2 separate regions of the Homo sapiens genome follow, and region 1 is linked to region 2. Evidence: read pairs that join two places in POLR2A ChIA-PET (ENCODE). Cell type or tissue: endothelial cell of umbilical vein. All regions are shown on one strand. Each heading gives the region's core, and the rest is flanking DNA. Links, peaks and the distances in the headings are about the cores only.

Region 1 (5,387 bases), core at 77-5,076, 230 kb after region 2:
GAGACAGCTGTGAGTTATAATGGGTTCCTCTGAGAATTGCCATGTTTAAATTAAACTGATGATCTGATAGCTCGGGGAATAATTCCTGGTGCAAGTGTTGTGGGCATTTTGCATCCTGCATGATGTAAGATAATTTTTCTCCCTGAATGTTTTCTTTAAATCTAGGTAATTTGAACTAGTATAAACAGCATTGGTGGCCAGGTGTGGTGGCTCATACCTATTATCTCAGCACTTTAGGAGGCTGAGGTGAGAGGATCACTTGAGCCCAGGAATTCAAGACCAGCCTGGGCAACATAGTGAGACCCTGCCTCTAAAATAAAATAAAATAAAATAAAATAAAAATCATTGGTTATCCTATCAGAGATGTCTGACTTTGCATTCTGATATGAATGTTTTGGAGAAATCTAATAGTTTTTTTTATCTTGCACATGTTACTTTTCTAATTTTTTCATACTTAAATAGATTATAATATTTCCCTAATAAAGATGCTGTGAAATTGGATAAATGCAATGTGTTTATTTTCACTCATTTGATTTCCATATACATAAATGTATATATAACTAACATAAACCCTTACTTAGTAGGTGTTTAGTAATGTCAGAGAGCAAATTCCCTACCATGTATTCCCTTTCTTTTTAAGCCATTCATTTGCCTAAGTAATTTCTCTCTCTCCTTACCCGACATTTATTGTGTCATCAAGTTCTTTTGATTTGGCTTCTGCAATGCTTTTCCAATTGGTTTCATAATTTTCATTCTTTCCTGAATTCTCAGTTCAGGATTGCAACGACCTTTTAACTAATTTTTTTCACTCCCTCTAGTCTTGCCACTTCCATTCCATCTTCCACACTGTCCAGAGCTTCTCAAAACACAGTTCTGATTATGAGTCAACATTTCTTGCCTAAATAATTTTAATGACCAATCTTTATATTGCAGGGATCTTGTCTCCTTCATCTTGCATCTCCATAGTCAAACAGCATGTTCCATGTTTACCACCCCATTCTATCAGCTTCTGACGTTTTCTGTGATTGGATTAGGTTATAGCAAACTTTCTGAACAAAAGATCTATAACTAACTTTTTATTTTATTTGAGACGAAGTCTTGCACTGTCACCCAGGCTGGAGTGCAGTGGCACAATATTGGCTCGCTGCAGCCTCCACCTCCTGGGTTTAAGAGATTCTCGTGCCTCAGCTTCCCAAGCAGCTGGGATTACAGGTGTGTGCCACCACGCCTGGCTAATTTTTATATTTTTTAGTAGAGACGGGGTTTCACCATGTTGGCCAGGCTGGTTTTGAACTCCTGACCTTAGGTGATCCACCCACCTTGCTTTCCCAAAGTGCTGGGATTACAGGCGTGTGCCACCGTGCCCAGTCTATAACTGACTTTAAAACACATGAAAAAGATGTTCACTTAAAATAAGGGATGTGCAAATTAAAACTAAGATATTAGCTTTCATCAGTTTGGCAAACATCAACAAGTTTGACCATAAATTATTTTGGCCAGGATGTGGGGAAACATTCTCAAAGTTTATAGGAGGACAAATTGGAACCATCATTTTAGATAACAGATTTTTTTTTTTTTTTTTTTGAGACAGGGTCTCACTCTGTCACCCAGGCTATAGTGCAATGGCCTGATCTCACCTCACGGCAACCTCTGCCTCCCAGTTTCAAGCAATTCTTGTGCTTCAGCCTCCCGAATAGCTGGAATCACATGTGTATACCACCACGCCTGGCTAATTTTTGTATTTTTAGTAGAGACAAGGTTTTGCCATGTTGGCCAGACTGGTCTCAAACCCCTGGCCTCAAGCCATCTGCCCTCGCTTCAGCCTCCCAAAGTGCTGGGATTATAGGCATGAGCCACCACGTTTGGCCTAGAGAATAATTTCTTAATATTTATCAAGAATGACCAAAAGTTTGACCCAACATTTTTAATTTATCCTACAGAAATACACATGCAAAGATATATACAAAGAATATTCATTGCAGTATCATAACATAAGCATCCCAAAAGATGGGAAATAGCCAAAATGTCTATCAACAGGGTAATGGTTATGTAAACTGCAGTGTATCCATAAAATGTAATCCTACGGAGCCATTAAAAAGAATAATGCAGGCTGGGTGCACTGGTTCACATCTGTAATCCCAGCACTTTGGGAGGCCGAGGCAGGCAGATCACTTGAAGCCAGGAGTTCCAAGAACAGCCTGGGCAATATGGTGAAACCCTGTCTCTACTAAAAATACAAAAATTAGCTGGATGTGGTGATGCACACCTGTGATCCCAGCTACTCAGGAGTCTGAGGCACAAGACTCACTTGAGTCCAAATGACGGAGATTGCAGTGAGCCGAGATCACGCCACTGCACTCCAGCCTGGGCATCAGACGGAAACTGTCTCAAAAAAAAAAAAAAGTGATGTGCGTGTACTGATACGGAAAGATCTCTGAAATAAAGTTTAAAAGTGAAGTGCAGAGCAGTGTATGTAGTATAATTTTTATAAAATTTTAAAAAATATATACATATATATTAAATATTAAAATATCTCTGGAGTGATATACAGGGGTTAAGGGGAGTGGTTGCCATTGAGGAGGTGAGCAAGGGACAAGGGATTCAGAGTGGTAGAGAGACTACTCTGGCAAAGTTTTTTCATCAGGCACAGAGCAATGGTTAAGCAAGTTATGGCAGATCACCTTGATGATATGAGTCTGGTAAATCTCATATATCAATTCTGATGTCTATTGCATCTCAAAACAGTCCTATGAGGTGGCATTGTTTATCTCTAACAGAGAGGCAAATTGATGATGGATGAGATTGAGTATCTGGTTGAGATCCTTTTATTGTTAGAAGCAATAGGGATTATGAATCCAGGACTATCTGGCACCAACTCCCTGCAGCCTGCCTGGAAAGTATCTCAGCTGTAAAAGAGATCCCATTGTATTCCAAGTATCATTCATGTCTGTGCTCTTTCACCACTAGACTGAAAGCTTCTTGAAAAGAAGAACCATACATCACTTCATCATCGCCACTATCACAATGACTAGCGCACGACAAGTGTTCAGTAAAAGTTTATTGACTTGAACAGTTAGATGATTTTCTTTAAGCAATCAGATACTTATGAGATGTAAATGCCACGATCTGCCATCTTTTCTAAAAGGTAGACTATTTTGATTTGTGTCCTCATCACACGAAGCAATTTAAGAAAGAAAAAACAGGATGGTGAGTGTAAAAACTACAGCCGCAGAATTCAGGAGCAGGCTGTTTTCTTTGATGGTGTTTGGTTTTCCAGGGCATGAGAGAAGAATTCAAAACTTTCTACAAACACTTGCCTCTCCACAGAACTGACAGGGCTAAGTGTGAAACAGACTCTGCACTTTATCCTGTGAAATGTTTTACTAGATGGCTCTTGTTTCTAGCTCCATTTAGACTGCTCAGAGCAGAAGCTGGCCCCCGCCTGTTTGCCCCCTGGAGGATTCCCATCACATGTCAGTGATGTATGTGTTCCCACTAGCTCTAGTGACCTGCCTCTGCGATGTGCTGCAAACACTACACTCAACGGCAAAGCGTCCAGCCTCTGGAAAACCGGTATTGAGAGACTTTCCAGAGCATTAAGAGCTCTTAAAGGACACTCTAAAGTTACTGGGAATTTTCTAGAACAGTGCTTAAAGCAACATTTAGTTTCCTGAATCTGCAAGAAAGGCACTCTTTTATTGGTCTCCCCTAATTTCCCAGCTTCTCTGAAAGCATGAGTCAGCCAATGGAAGAACAGTGGGGAGGTGAGTATATCAATTTAGACTCAATCTTTGGGCTTAGCAACTTAGAATCTGGCGAATTCCTTTCCTAGGATCACTTGGACAAAGCAGAAAGGTGTAATGGAAATAGCACAGATAGAAAGCAGATTAACCTGAGTTTAAAACTAGCTTCTGTCAACAACCAGTCACATGACCTTAGGCAAATTACTTAATTTCTTAAAGGCTTTGTGTCCTCATTTTGCAATATTCTTGTGAAAATTTGGTAGGCCATCATCAGCACAGTTCCAGGGACAATAAACTTTTTTTTTTTTTTTTTTTTTTGAGAGATAGGGTCTTGCTCTGTTGCCCAGGCTGGGATATAGTAGCACAATCATGGCTTACTGTAGCCTCAAACTCCTGGGTTCAAGCCATCCCCCCACCTCAGCCTCCCAAGTAGCTGTAACTACAGGCATGTGTCACCATGCTCGATTACTTTTTAAAAAATTTCTTGGCTGGGCATGGTGGCTCATGTCTATAATCCCGGCACTTTGGGAGGCCAAGGTGGGTGGATCACCTGAGGTCAGGGGTTTGGGACCAGTCTGGCCAACATAGTGAAATCCCACTACTAAAAGTACAAAAAAATAGCCAGGTGTGGTGGCACGCCCCTGTAGTCCCAGCCACTTGGGAGGCTGAGGCAGGAGAATCGCTTGAACCGGGGGCGGAGGTTGCAGTGAGTAGAGATCATGCCACTGCACTTCCAGCCTGGGCAACAGAGCGAGACTCTGTCTCAAAAAAAATTTTTTTTTGGTACAGATAGGGTCTCACTCTTTTGCCCTGGCTGGTCTCAAGTCCTGGTCTCAAATGATCCTCCCACCTTGGTCTCCCAAAGTGCTGGATTTACAGACATCAGCCACCACATCCAGCCTCCAGCAACAATAAATCTTGTTGAACAAAATGAGTGAATAACATACTTAAGATGACAAGCATGTAGAGGAGCTTAATAAATATTAATTCTTCATCTGGATAAAGGCCAGAATTTTAAAATAAATACATAAATAAATAAATATTCATTATCTTCCCACTCTCTGCCCTACTCACCTTCAGTTCAGGCTATACGTAGCCCTTCAGCGAATTTTTCCCCTTCAAGGTCACTTCCAAAGGTCACCAAGACCTATTTTTAACCAGAAAAAAAAAATAATAAAAAATAAACAAGAATTAATGAAAGCACCAGCCTGGCCAACATGGCAAAACCCCGTCTCTACTAAAAATACAAAAACTAGCTGGGCGTGGTGGCACACGACTGTAATCCCAGCTACTCAGAAGGCTGAGGCAGGAGAATCACTTGAACCCGGGAGTCGGAGGTTGCAGTGAGCCGAGATCACGCCACTGCACTCCAGCCTGGGTGACAGCGAGATTCTGTCTCAAAAAAAAAAAAAAAAAAAGAATTATTGAAAGCAAAGAGGAAACATGAAGTGGAAATGTATTCACTTTCGGTTTCTAAGCCCCTAAAGATGGCCTTGTTTTTCTGTTTGTTTGGTCAAGAATGGACCTATCCATGTTGTTTAACAGAGAAAAAGTTTAATTTTTATTTTAAAGCCCATTTATCTATAGTGTTGCAAAATGGGTTTCAGATAAACAACAGACAGCAGCCATTGCCAAACAGTGCAT
Region 2 (5,387 bases), core at 165-5,164:
AAACAGAATCATCTTCCTACAATAGGAAGTCATTTTCACTGTGCAATTTTCCCTCTTCTAGACTTGCATGCTTTATGCCTCTCTTGCAACACTTTATACTCATAGTAAAGGCTTTTGCTTCCAGGTCTTACCTTTCCATTATGAGAGAAACATTCTTCTTTTTAAGGCCTTTGTGGTCTAGATCAGGGTTATATAAAATGGAGGTTGTGATCCATTTGTAGGTTAGGAATTCATTTAGTGGGTCATAGTGTTTTTCTTTAACAAAATTTCATGCTATTCAGCAACCAAGTTACAGAATTTGAAATTATTTCTATTAAGAAATCTTAAAAATCTAAGTGACCTGAACCATTATGCCCCGGTGAGTGTATTAATTCTCACTTAATGGCTGTGTGTGCTCTCTACTTGAGGGACAACCACCCGTTCAACGTCATCTGAAGATGTAATTACAGTTCAGGCAGCCTCACAAAGTAGAGCACAGGTAACATCCAAATGCTACAGACAGTAAGGACTAGGGCACCTGGGGGTAGGACAGCCCCCGCTGGGCTGAGTCAGCGGGGAAGGTTTCTCTGAAGATGTGGGGTTTAAGCAGGGCCCTATAAAGCCTGGATTGGACAAAAGGAGAGGAGAAAAAAAACATGGTGCCAGCTGGCCTGGGCTGAATCTAAAAGAACAGAGGGACTGAAGGGGGTATTATAATAAGTTAGCCTGGAATTATATGGTACAAACTGGTAACCCTGGGAAAGCAAAGAAGGGGCAGAAACGAGGATGGAATCTTGGAAATGTCTTGGTGATTGACTGGATTTTGGTTTGGATGTGAAGGTGAGAGAATCAGAAAATTCCAAAGTTTTCTATCCCATGTGAACAGGAGAGTGCAACTGACCCTTGAACAACAGGGTGATTAGGGGCACCAACCCACCCTCCACAACCCACAAATGGTCAAAAATCTGCCTATAACCTTTGACTCCCAAAAACTTAATAGAACATACTATTGACCAGAAGCCTTACTGATAACATAAAGTCAATTAACACATATTTTGTATATGTATTATATTCTGTACTCCTACAATAAAATAAGCTAGGTAAAAATGTTATTAAGTAAATCTTAAGGAAGAGAAAATATATTTATTATTCATTAAGTGAAAGTGGATCATCACAAAGGTCTTTATCCTCATCTTCACTTTGAGAAGGCTGAACAGGAGGAGGAGAAAGAGGAGGGGTTGGTCTTGCTGTCTCAGGGGTGGCAGAGGCAGAAGAAGTGGAGGAGGTGAAAGGGGAGACAGAAGAGATGTATTGAAAAAAAACGTTTATAAGTGGACACGTGCAGTTCAAACCCATGTTGTTCTAGGGTCAACTGCAGTAGTATTCATAGTAATGTGAAAAATTCAGAGAAGTTTTAAAAAGAAGTGTTATGTAATAACATTAACATTTGCTATAGAAGTTAAACCTGTTTTGGACACCTGAGTTGTGCTGAGATATCCATATTAGGGACACTAAGCAGTACAGACAGAATCCCATTCTGTAGGCACTCACTACCTGGGAGGACCAAAGCTGATACTGAGCCAGTTCTTTTTTTTTTTTTTTTTTTGAGACGGAGTCTCGCTCTGTCGCCCAGGCTGGAGTGCAGTGGCGCAATCTCGGCTCACTGCAAGCTCCGCCTCCCGGGTTCACGCCATTCTCCTGCCTCAGCCTCCCAAGTAGCTGGGACTACAGGCGCCCGCCACTACGCCCGGCTAATTTTTTGTATTTTTAGTAGAGACGGGGTTTCACCGTTTTAGCCGGGATGGTCTCGATCTCCTGACCTCGTGATCCGCCCGCCTCGGCCTCCCAAAGTGCTGGGATTACAGGCGTGAGCCACCGCGCCCGGCCGAGCCAGTTCTTAAAATACTGAAATATTTCCATATGAGTTGGAGAAAAACTACCTGTGCAACACACACACACACACACACAGCCCTACTGCCACAGACCCTTTTTTAGATCTCCAGACCTAAAGAACGATGATACTTCAAAAGGCCTCAACTCCATGACTAGCTTCTGTTCCCACTGGCCAGTGTCTATGCCATATTGGTAGTACAATACTGGCAGACTGTTGACAAAACCAAGTACTAATGGTAGAAGAATAACTTCAGCTTGAGCCAGTTATTTGTCTGAAGAGCTGATGAAGGCACACACTGAGATACACTGATGGGTGGAGTCCTAGCACTCAGGCTGCTCACAGTCTAACAGGATACCAACATATAAATAAATAAAGCAATGCGATCCAGAGTAGCAGCATCGAAGTAGCTATAAAGTGCAATAAGAGGCACAAAGAGGATAGTAGTCAGTTACCCAGCCCATGGCAGGGAGGCAAAGCAGTTCCTAACAAGAGGTGATACAAGACCTGAGCAGTGAAAGATGAACAGGAGTTTGCTAGGGAGAGAAAGGAGGAAGACAAACCATTCCAAGCTGATAGACAGCAGCACTATGTAAGCCACAACCCAATATACTGTGTACAAAATAATGAAATGAAAAATGTGTAATGTCTGGCACACAGTGTCAATAATAAATAACAATAAATAATAAATATTAGAGTTTTTCTGGCAGATTTATTTCTCTGATTATGTTTTTAAAGGTTGATCCTAAAATATATTTGCATTGTCTAAGCCTACACTAGCTAAGCAAGGGATGGGCATTCAAGATATCCCGGAAGGCAGGGGTCAGTCAGTTTGGAATTTAAAAATAAAGCACGTAAAAATAAATTCACAACATCAATTAGTGTTGACTGCACTTGTTAGATGTGTGTAAGCAAAGATGAGACTTGGTGCTGCTGCAGGCCTCTCAGATGCACAGATGAGTGTGACCCAAGGTTGCTTAATGAAATCACAGAAGGGTGGTTGGTAAGTGTAAATTCCCATCTCTTTTAAAGGGTTGTTGTTTTTTTAGAAATTAGACTACATAAAAAGGCAAACCACAGCCTGTTTTAGTCTGCACTGGTCACTGTCATCTAGAGCCAATTGTTCAAGAGGAAGGAAACACTCAACGCCAAGGAGAAGAGAGTCATCACCGCTGCTTTCCAAAATTGTTGTATGAGCTGCTCCCTCAAAGGAAGAGGCCATCAGTGCTCAGGAAGAGGCAGAGATTTCCGACAGTTTTAAAGGACAGTGTCTGCAGTGTGACCCACAGTTCAAGCTGCATAAAAATATAAATTCACTGACAAATGATAACAAGTACTTCCTTACTTTCCTATCTGCTGAATCACAGCCATTGTTTGGGTTGTAGTTCCTGGTTTAAATTAGATTATTCAATCACAATGATGCTGGCCAAACATGCTGGTCATATGCCATCAGGAAAACTTATCAAAAATATCATTTGTGCTGGGCACAGTGGTTCAGGCCTGTAATCCCAGAACTTTGGGAGGCTGAGTAGGAGGATCACTTGAGCCCAGGAATTCGAGACCAACCTGGGCAACCTGTAGAAACCCCATCTCTACAAAAAAATACAAAAATTAGCCAGGCATAATGGTCATACCTGTAGTCAAGCTCCTCAGGAAGCTGAGATGGGAGAACTGATTGAGCCCGGGATGTCGAGGCTGCAGTGAGCCATGATCACACCAGTGCACTCCCACCTGGGAGTGAGACCCTGTCTCAACAACTACAAAAAATCCAGTTGTGTCAAGTCTTAAACATATAAACACACATACTTTTGCACTAATAAAATTTAATCTGTACCAAGGCACCTTTTAACACCCTTTTTTCCCTCCTTCTGAAGACCACAAATGTTCTGATGTAGTGGAAAAAGAAGAGAATTTGCAGACAGACCTGACTTTCAGTGCCATCTTGGCCATTTATTAGCTACTTAACCAAGTTCATGGCTTTCAGCTTGTTTTCTCAAATGCAGAATGAAAAAAATAACACCTACCAGAGGAGTCTTGTAATGATTTAGTTGGATAATACATATGTGCAACTGCCCAGCAGCAAGGGCCTGCAGGAAGTAAAGGCTTGATTTATTACTAATATATTTTGAAAGGTTTTACTAGCACACACCTCCCAGCTCAAACAATATATGCCATCAGTGCTCAATATTGTCATGTGAAAGAAAAAATATGATATAAAACTTCAGCAATTTGTTCTGAGTGGTCACTTAAGAAACCATGACTTGCAAAGTAAAATTACTTTTTTAATGGCAGCTATCTTGGAACAGATAACAGAAACAGGGTAGTGTCTTCGTGACAGTAAGAACCTCTTATACACCAAATATGATGTGGCCTGGTATATGACATGTTTTTCTTTTTCCTTTCTGTTCAGTTATAGTCACCAATGCTGTGACATGTGTAATATATATTTAATATACATTCCTCATTGTATAAATAACTGAGCTATGAGGAATGGTACATATTGCAGAAATATAACATGAGTGCTTTGGATATTTTATTTTTTAAATAACCTGTGACATCACTTTCATTGTTCCACATACTGAAGATTATAAACCCACATCTCAAGGGACTATTTATTTCCCCTTAGATGGCAGAATAATACAACTACAATCATGGTCCAAACAGCCAGGCTTCTCATAAATGTGGTTAAGGAGACTAGCTTAAATTTTCAGTCTAATATCCTTTTAAATTATACACTTTATTAAATAGAAGAACGCATTTTTATTCTAAACAACATGTTAAAAATAAGACCAGTCTCCAGGCTTTTAAAGAAAACAAAATACTTAGGTATAGTTCATCAGATTTGACTCCCTAGTCTAAGAGCTGGTAGACTTTCAAAAGCAGAATGCAAGATAGGGACATGCAAGGACCTTTCACTCTTCCAAGAGTGAAAGATGAATACATGGCAGTGACCAGTCCATGCAGCATGGATTAGAGACTTTTACACAAACTCTATAACTTATTCCAAGCCAAATTTTATACTCAAGTTGTTGGGAAAGCTTAAAATGGATAATTTGCTCATGGACTGAGCACCAAGCTTCAGGAGAGAAAGTTCTATAGTAGTGACTTCACTCCTGCCTCACCAAAGATGTATCTTCCTTTATTCCCTTGGATAGGACCTTTTTGTGATAGTCAATGGAGGTCTCTTAACATCCTTCACTCAATGAATATATAGAGCTATCCAAAATAACTCATAGAGTTATTTTAGAAGTTTTCATAGTCCCCTTCTGATGCTAACATAGTTCCCATTAATTTAAATCTCTTCTTTCTGTAACACAAAGTCAAAGTCAGAAGAAAGTTCTGTATAATTGAAATCTCCATTATATTTTTGCTGTCCAAAATTACCCAACCTGGTGTTAGGAGAACTAAAATTCTGCTTATTCTTCAACTTTATTACTGTCTAATATGGGTTAATATCTCTAAATCAGCCATGAACTTCCTGAATTTTTTTAATTCTTAAATTTTTTGACAGGGTGTC

The links. Peaks named below come from ENCODE experiments on the same cell type or tissue, not always from the same donor. Only the 100,000 strongest peaks of a DNase experiment are listed, where the experiment ranks them.
Region 1: POLR2A ChIA-PET joins it to region 2 with 6 read pairs; 2 of 35 experiments call an interaction of 5 or more read pairs at or near these places.

What each region holds. Positions count from the first base shown.
Region 1 is chr11:83,112,308-83,117,694 of GRCh38, forward strand. LOC124902725 (a long non-coding RNA gene) reads right to left here and starts at 4,957. Exons shown (of 2, transcript XR_007062802.1): 1 at 4,818-4,957. In endothelial cell of umbilical vein, for the core only: no CTCF peak of the experiment used is centred there; no DNase peak of the experiment used is centred there.
Region 2 is chr11:82,880,929-82,886,315 of GRCh38, forward strand. The region is part of intron 1 of PRCP (prolylcarboxypeptidase); the gene reads right to left. Among named protein-coding and RNA genes, the nearest start is that of PRCP, 17 kb to the right of the region's middle. In endothelial cell of umbilical vein, for the core only: no CTCF peak of the experiment used is centred there; a DNase peak (open chromatin) is centred at 3,143; H3K27ac peaks cover 1,466 bases.